Regions from separate parts of the Homo sapiens genome. Here region 1 is linked to region 2. A link is an interaction called in ENCODE POLR2A ChIA-PET data of the cell type or tissue named here. Cell type or tissue: A673. All regions are shown on one strand. Links, peaks and the distances in the headings refer to the core of each region. The heading gives the core; the rest is flanking DNA.

What was found. Peaks named below come from ENCODE experiments on the same cell type or tissue, not always from the same donor. Only the 100,000 strongest peaks of a DNase experiment are listed, where the experiment ranks them.
Region 1: POLR2A ChIA-PET joins it to region 2 with 6 read pairs; 4 of 35 experiments call an interaction of 5 or more read pairs at or near these places.

Annotation. Positions count from the first base shown.
Region 1 is chr10:129,023,735-129,026,639 of GRCh38, forward strand. No RefSeq gene overlaps it. Among named protein-coding and RNA genes, the nearest start is that of LINC02667, 110 kb to the left of the region's middle. In A673, for the core only: no CTCF peak of the experiment used is centred there; no DNase peak of the experiment used is centred there; H3K4me3 peaks cover 557 bases; H3K27ac peaks cover 2,089 bases.
Region 2 is chr10:129,347,694-129,350,598 of GRCh38, forward strand. No RefSeq gene overlaps it. Among named protein-coding and RNA genes, the nearest start is that of MGMT, 120 kb to the right of the region's middle. In A673, for the core only: no CTCF peak of the experiment used is centred there; no DNase peak of the experiment used is centred there.

The DNA.
Region 1 (2,905 bases), core at 263-2,762, 320 kb before region 2:
ATGTTAAATAAAATCCATTTTCTAAATAGAAAAGAAACTGATAATCTTACCTTGTTGTTAACAGCAAAATAGGTGTGTGTGTGTGTGTGTGTGTGTGTGTGTGTGTGTGTGTTTTCATATTTCAGTTTGTTTCTGCCGACATGGCTTTTAAGGAAATATACTGATGCAGAAAATGAAAGAAGAATTTCAAGGCGTATATGAAAGGACCTGTCCTGAAGCTATTAAATTTTGTGCATAATATTTCGTTCAAGGTGATCGAAGGCGATGGTTGTGGACTCCACCAAAGGCAGGTGGGAAGCAGGCAGCAGAGGCCCCAGGGAGGGCCTGCCGGGCAGCCAGGGGCTTTGCTTTTGTTTTTTGTTTTCTTACCGTTCCTGATGAAAGTTGAAGATCATCCGCAATCACTTCCCATTCACAGCTAAGGAAAGAAATAACTTTGTAATGACTAACAAACTATATGGCAAGATCAGGAAAATGTAAGAATCCCACAGAGCCATGGCTGCTGTGGTGATCACGCTGTGTTTTTTTGGGGTGCAGAATCCTTGCCTTTGGACCTGGGAGACACTCCTCCCACGCTCCTCATTCTGGCCTCACCAGCTCCGTGAGACTCTTCCGTCTTCCCGGTTCCTCCTCACTTTATCCCTCTGTTGTTTCAACAAGGAAATGGGTCTCATTATAATCTTTCATCTCATTCTTCTCCTTGTCATGATGATGAGATAAAGTACAGAAGTCAAGAAGTGCCTTCCAGAAAAAAAAGGATTAGACTCCTTCCTTCATTTCAGGGTTTTTCTATAATGAAAGATACAGTTAAGCCTGTTAGTTCTATCATGACAAAACAAACATGAAATTTGGAAAAGTTTGATTCAGTTTTTCTGTTTGTAAATTCTTTTGAGTAGGTTGGCTGCTATGTTTGGTTTGGACTTCAATGGACAAGGAAAAGGGAAATAATTCCAATTTTATTTAGCAGATTTAAAAATTAAAGTATAGATACTTGCATGTACTAAAAACAGAAAAAGTTATATTTTGAGAAAATGGATTTTGTTATAAATCAGCTATCCAGAAAAACTAAGAATACCATGGCTTTTAAACCATTACAGAGCTGAGGGATTTACCCACTGAGGTATTATTTTAAAGGGAAAACAAAAACTCAAGTGCAATGGTTTAGGTCAATAAACACTGCACTTTTCCAGGCAAGGCTTGTGAAGAACTTCCTGTAGCTTTCCACAGCGCGAAGGGGACGTGCAAGTTCACATCTGCACACCTAAATGTGAGCCTCCTATGAACGATGCTCTCAGAAAGAGTCCCCCGGCTGGCAGAACAAAGGCCAGGTCCAGGGGTTACTTACAAGGCTCCAGTGATGGTCATCCTAGAGCCAGAAACCGTCTGCTGGAGAAGCCCAGGTAGTTCCAACCATCATCTCACCTTGCAAAGCCACCAGATGCCACAGCGGGCCCCTGGCCGTGCAAGCTTCTAGAGAAGCTGGAAGGACCTGGAGGAGCGGAGGCAGGGCTGTCCTTGGCTCTGCTCGGATCTGCCAGGGAAGGCTTCCTCGGGTGAGGAAGAGGCACGGGGACCTTGGAGAGGCCAGGGGCTACTTGTGGACACTTCATTTTTCTAGTCTGCCAGGTCCTAGAAAGTAGAGCTGGCCAGCCAGGACACTCTCTCCTGCAAAGCCCACCCAGGGGTCGCCAGGACCCACTGGATGGCCATGCAGTCATGGCTGAGCCACATGGCCAGACTGACCAGCCAGGGGCTGGCAAAAGGCCATCAGAACATGAGTGCAAACATCAGGTACATTTTCAGAACACAAAACTTTATCCTATCTTTAATCAACACCACAGTAAAAAAATATTTATTCTTTAACAGCCCACCCTCTTTGTTCCAGCTACAAGTCAGGAGCAGACGCCTGACCCTTGGGGAAATCTCCTGGGTGGGACCCCTCTCTGAGGGCTGGGCTCCCTCCCCCACTAGGGCCCTCCAGAGACTGCCAGCCCCAGGCCTGCGCCAGCCTCCAACCCCCGCCCCCTCCCTCTTCAAGCCCTACTTCTCTGCCGGATCTACTTGCTGCAGGAGGCAGACATCCCATGGTGGGAATACCCGCAGGCCAGTGTGTGCAGCGACGTAGTGCTCAATACTTGGATGGCTCACCTTCCTGCCACGGAGGTTTAGGGCCAGGGGAAGCAGCTCAGCCTCAGTGCCTGGGCTTCCCAGAAGCACCCCGCTCGGACATCCAGCCCAATGCGCCTGCTGCTGGCCTCGGGGACAGGCTGTTGAGGACAGGCTGCCAGGCCTGAGCAAGCCTACGGCACCAGCAGGCTCAGCACAGGGCTGGGAGTGGGTGGGATGGGAAGTGAGTCTTCAGAGAGGGAGAGGGAAGGAACTAGAAACAACCACTTAACATCTATGTGGAGCCTGGGAGCATTTGTGGAAGTCATCCCCCTTACTGTTGAAAAGATGCAAATTTGGTGAAATAATCAGCTGTATGGCTCCAGGCTGTTTCCCAAGTACCCTGATTCCTAACAGGAGCGAAGGTATTAGTGTAAGACACCAGCAAGGCCAAGTTCACGTTGCTCAGAGGTAGCCCCTAACCAAACTCCGCCAAGTGCTGCAAAAGAAGATTTGTTATCTCAGGAAGGCAGTTCATCCAATAAAGCCAAAAAAATAAAAAATTAAAAATTAAAAAAAAAGAAGAAGAAAACAAACCAGAGTCCTTAAGGCTGGTTAAAGGGGAGCAAAACAGCCGAGCCCACCGGCACTCGGCACAAAGGGGGCCACTGGTTGTGTTCCCACAGTACCCGCTTCCTTGGCAAAGTGGCTCACATCACTGCAGAATGAAAGGCAATTAAGGCAAAGATATTTTTCCAGCATTGTTTTAAGTTCCACATCAAATATTCTTTCAGACATT
Region 2 (2,905 bases), core at 300-2,799:
GGTGAATATACTCAGAAAATGTCAGCTGCCAAATATTTGCACTTCAAATTTCATCTCCAGTTGGGTGAAAATGTCTCCGGATCCCAGAACACTAGAATAAAACTCCATGCGGTTCCATTTTTATGGGTGAATCTGAAACCAGGTGGTTCTGGAAGGAGAGTTCCCACAGCCCTTGCCCTCCTGCGGTTTCTGGGGATGCTTAGAATGTTTTCCTAAAATGAAATTACAAACATGAATCTCTTATATGCAAGCAAACTTTCATACTGAGCATGCCAATTACAGGCTTGTCATTTTCCCTTTGTAAACCCCAATCTTTAGCCATAAAAATGTGCTTATGATACAACTTTTTGAGCTCAAAAACTCAATTGGTTTTTTTGTGGGGTGGGGGAGAAGCAGGAATTTGAAAATGTCTTCTTAGCCATTTTAAGGGAAAACAATCAAACACAAATTAACCATTACTGGTCTTGATCATAATTCAGCAATTCTCTAACCTCAAATTATCTTTTAAAAAACATTAAATTGTAATATAGTCTTTTCTAAAGGTAGGGGTAGAGGGTCTCCTGGAGACAGAGGAAAGAGAATGAGTGCATGTGGAGGGGAGCGAGGATTTTACAAAATAAAGCGAATAAGGAGACATGGAAAGTGAGCTCACAGGGTTTGAGGATGAGCCCCCGGGCATACAGCTGACCAATCCACCCCTCCGAGCCGGGGCTGCCACGGCCCTGGGTGTACGGCTGACCAGTCCACCCCTCCGAGCCGGGGCTTCCACGGCCCTGGGTGTACGGCTGACCAATCCACTCCTCCGAGCCAGGGCTGCCACGGCCCTGGGTATACGGCTGACCAGTCCACCCCTCCAAGCCGGGGCTGCATGGCCCTGAGTGTACGGCTGACCAGTCCACCCCTCCGAGCCAGGGCTGCCATGGCACGTGTTCTCCGACAGCATTGGGTGAACAATAGGCTTTGAAACCAAACTCAGAATTGTCTGTCATTAGGAGCATTAAGCTATATTCGTAACTTTATTTCAAGAAGGGTTTGTGTGGTTTAATACAGCTATAGCTTTTTCTAACAGCCACACACTCTAACTTTGACACATTTGAAGATAGAAGATCTACAGGGAAATGTAGAATCAAGAGCCATAAGACACTGGGTTACAGTTCATGAGAATTTGCAATTTAAGTATATGATGACTGAAAAAGAGATGGAGATGCATCGGCAAATGTATCTTTCGGCTGCTACATCTACAAGTAGGTTAATTAAGTCACCATCGTTCTGCAGAGAAAAGTGTAAAACACAGTGATCAAGTGAACTCTTCTCCAGGGTTACACAATTCCTAACCTACACCATCCTCAGAGGAGGAGCCACGTGCTTCTGCCAGGCTCCAAGGAGCTCAGCCCAGTGAGGAGGAGGGAGGGGGCCAGGGCAACGCACACCCTTCCCCACTGTTGGGCCACAGATGGGGCTCTGTCCTTGGGGGCTGTGCTGGGGGATAGAGGAAGAGGCTCCCAGGCAAGGGGCATGCCTGGCTGCGCGCAGCAGCCTTCTGAGCTCAGGAACAGCTTGTACAGGGCTGGGCGCCTCTGGAGGGCAGGCAAGGGCCTGGGGCTGCAGCCCCACTCATCTCCTCCCCCAGTGGGTGTCTCAGAAGGGGCTGCAGAGGGGAGGCTGCCCCCTCAAAGTCCTGGGCCTTTTACCCAAGAGACAGACACCTCCAACTTTCAGCCAGTGCCCACCCAGCCTGCTATGCGCCAGGACCTAGATTCGGAGTCAATAGGCACCTTTCACCGCTGGCTGCCCATGGGCCTAGGCCACATACACACGTTCTGTTTTAAATTCAACCACATAGCTCAGCTCTCGCTCTCATCTGGTGCACCTGGAATAGCGGATGGGAACTGGATTTACTGAGTAGCATCCACGCATCTGCCCTCGGGGGATGCACCCAAAACGCCCCTAAGAACGTGTCCATTGCAACCCTCCACAACTGAGTCAGCCCCAATTCCTGCTCTCTGGGAATCGTGATAAGCCGGGGACCCCTGAAGCAGAGCTCCCTCCACGAAGCCCTCATATCCTCAAAGAAGGGAGGGGAATTCGAAGGTAAAATTGTCAAAACTTCGTGATCCTCTGTGGAAGTCCACAAGACAGGGGGATTGCTCTTCTGATGGGACTGGCTCAGCTGTGGGCAGCAGGTGAGAAAGGGCATGAGATGCATGCAGGCCCCCCGACGCCAGTGCTCCCTGAACACCCCGTGAGAAGGCTCCTGCCCCTCGCAGCCAAATGTGCCATAGGGCAGGTACTCAGGACAAAGCCCTTGGTTCACAGGTGACACCACCCACGTGTGGAAAAGAAGCACTTGGGCAGGGCACCCCACACCAGCCAGCAGGGTTTGGAACCTCACTCCTCCAGCTTCCAGCCTGGCTCTTCCACTAAGAATGCAGCCTCCACCCCCCACTACCCCACCTCCACTGTCCAACAGGCAGCGCCATTTGCCCTGATTCTAGTTGAGCCAACAAAACTCGTTGCTCGTGGAAACAGCCCTGGTTTAGAAGTCAACTCTGCCATACCAACCCCTTGCAGGGTAAAATGGGGCAAATTGCTGTATCTTCCCTGCAGGATATAAGGATGATACAGGTTAAGACCAGAAGTGTTTCCTGTTGGGGATTGTTTTGGATTTTGGAATATCTGCATATATAAAATAAAATATCTTGGGGATGGGATCCAAATCTAAGCACAAAATTCATTTATGTTTCATATCAACCTCATGCACATACCTGAAGGGAACTACATGCAATGTTTTAATAATTTTGTGGATGAAACAAAGTTTGTGTACAGGGAACCATCAGAAAGCAAAAGTGTCACTATCTCAGGCACCATGTGGAGAATTTGTGGCTGTTGGGCCTCACCATCATTC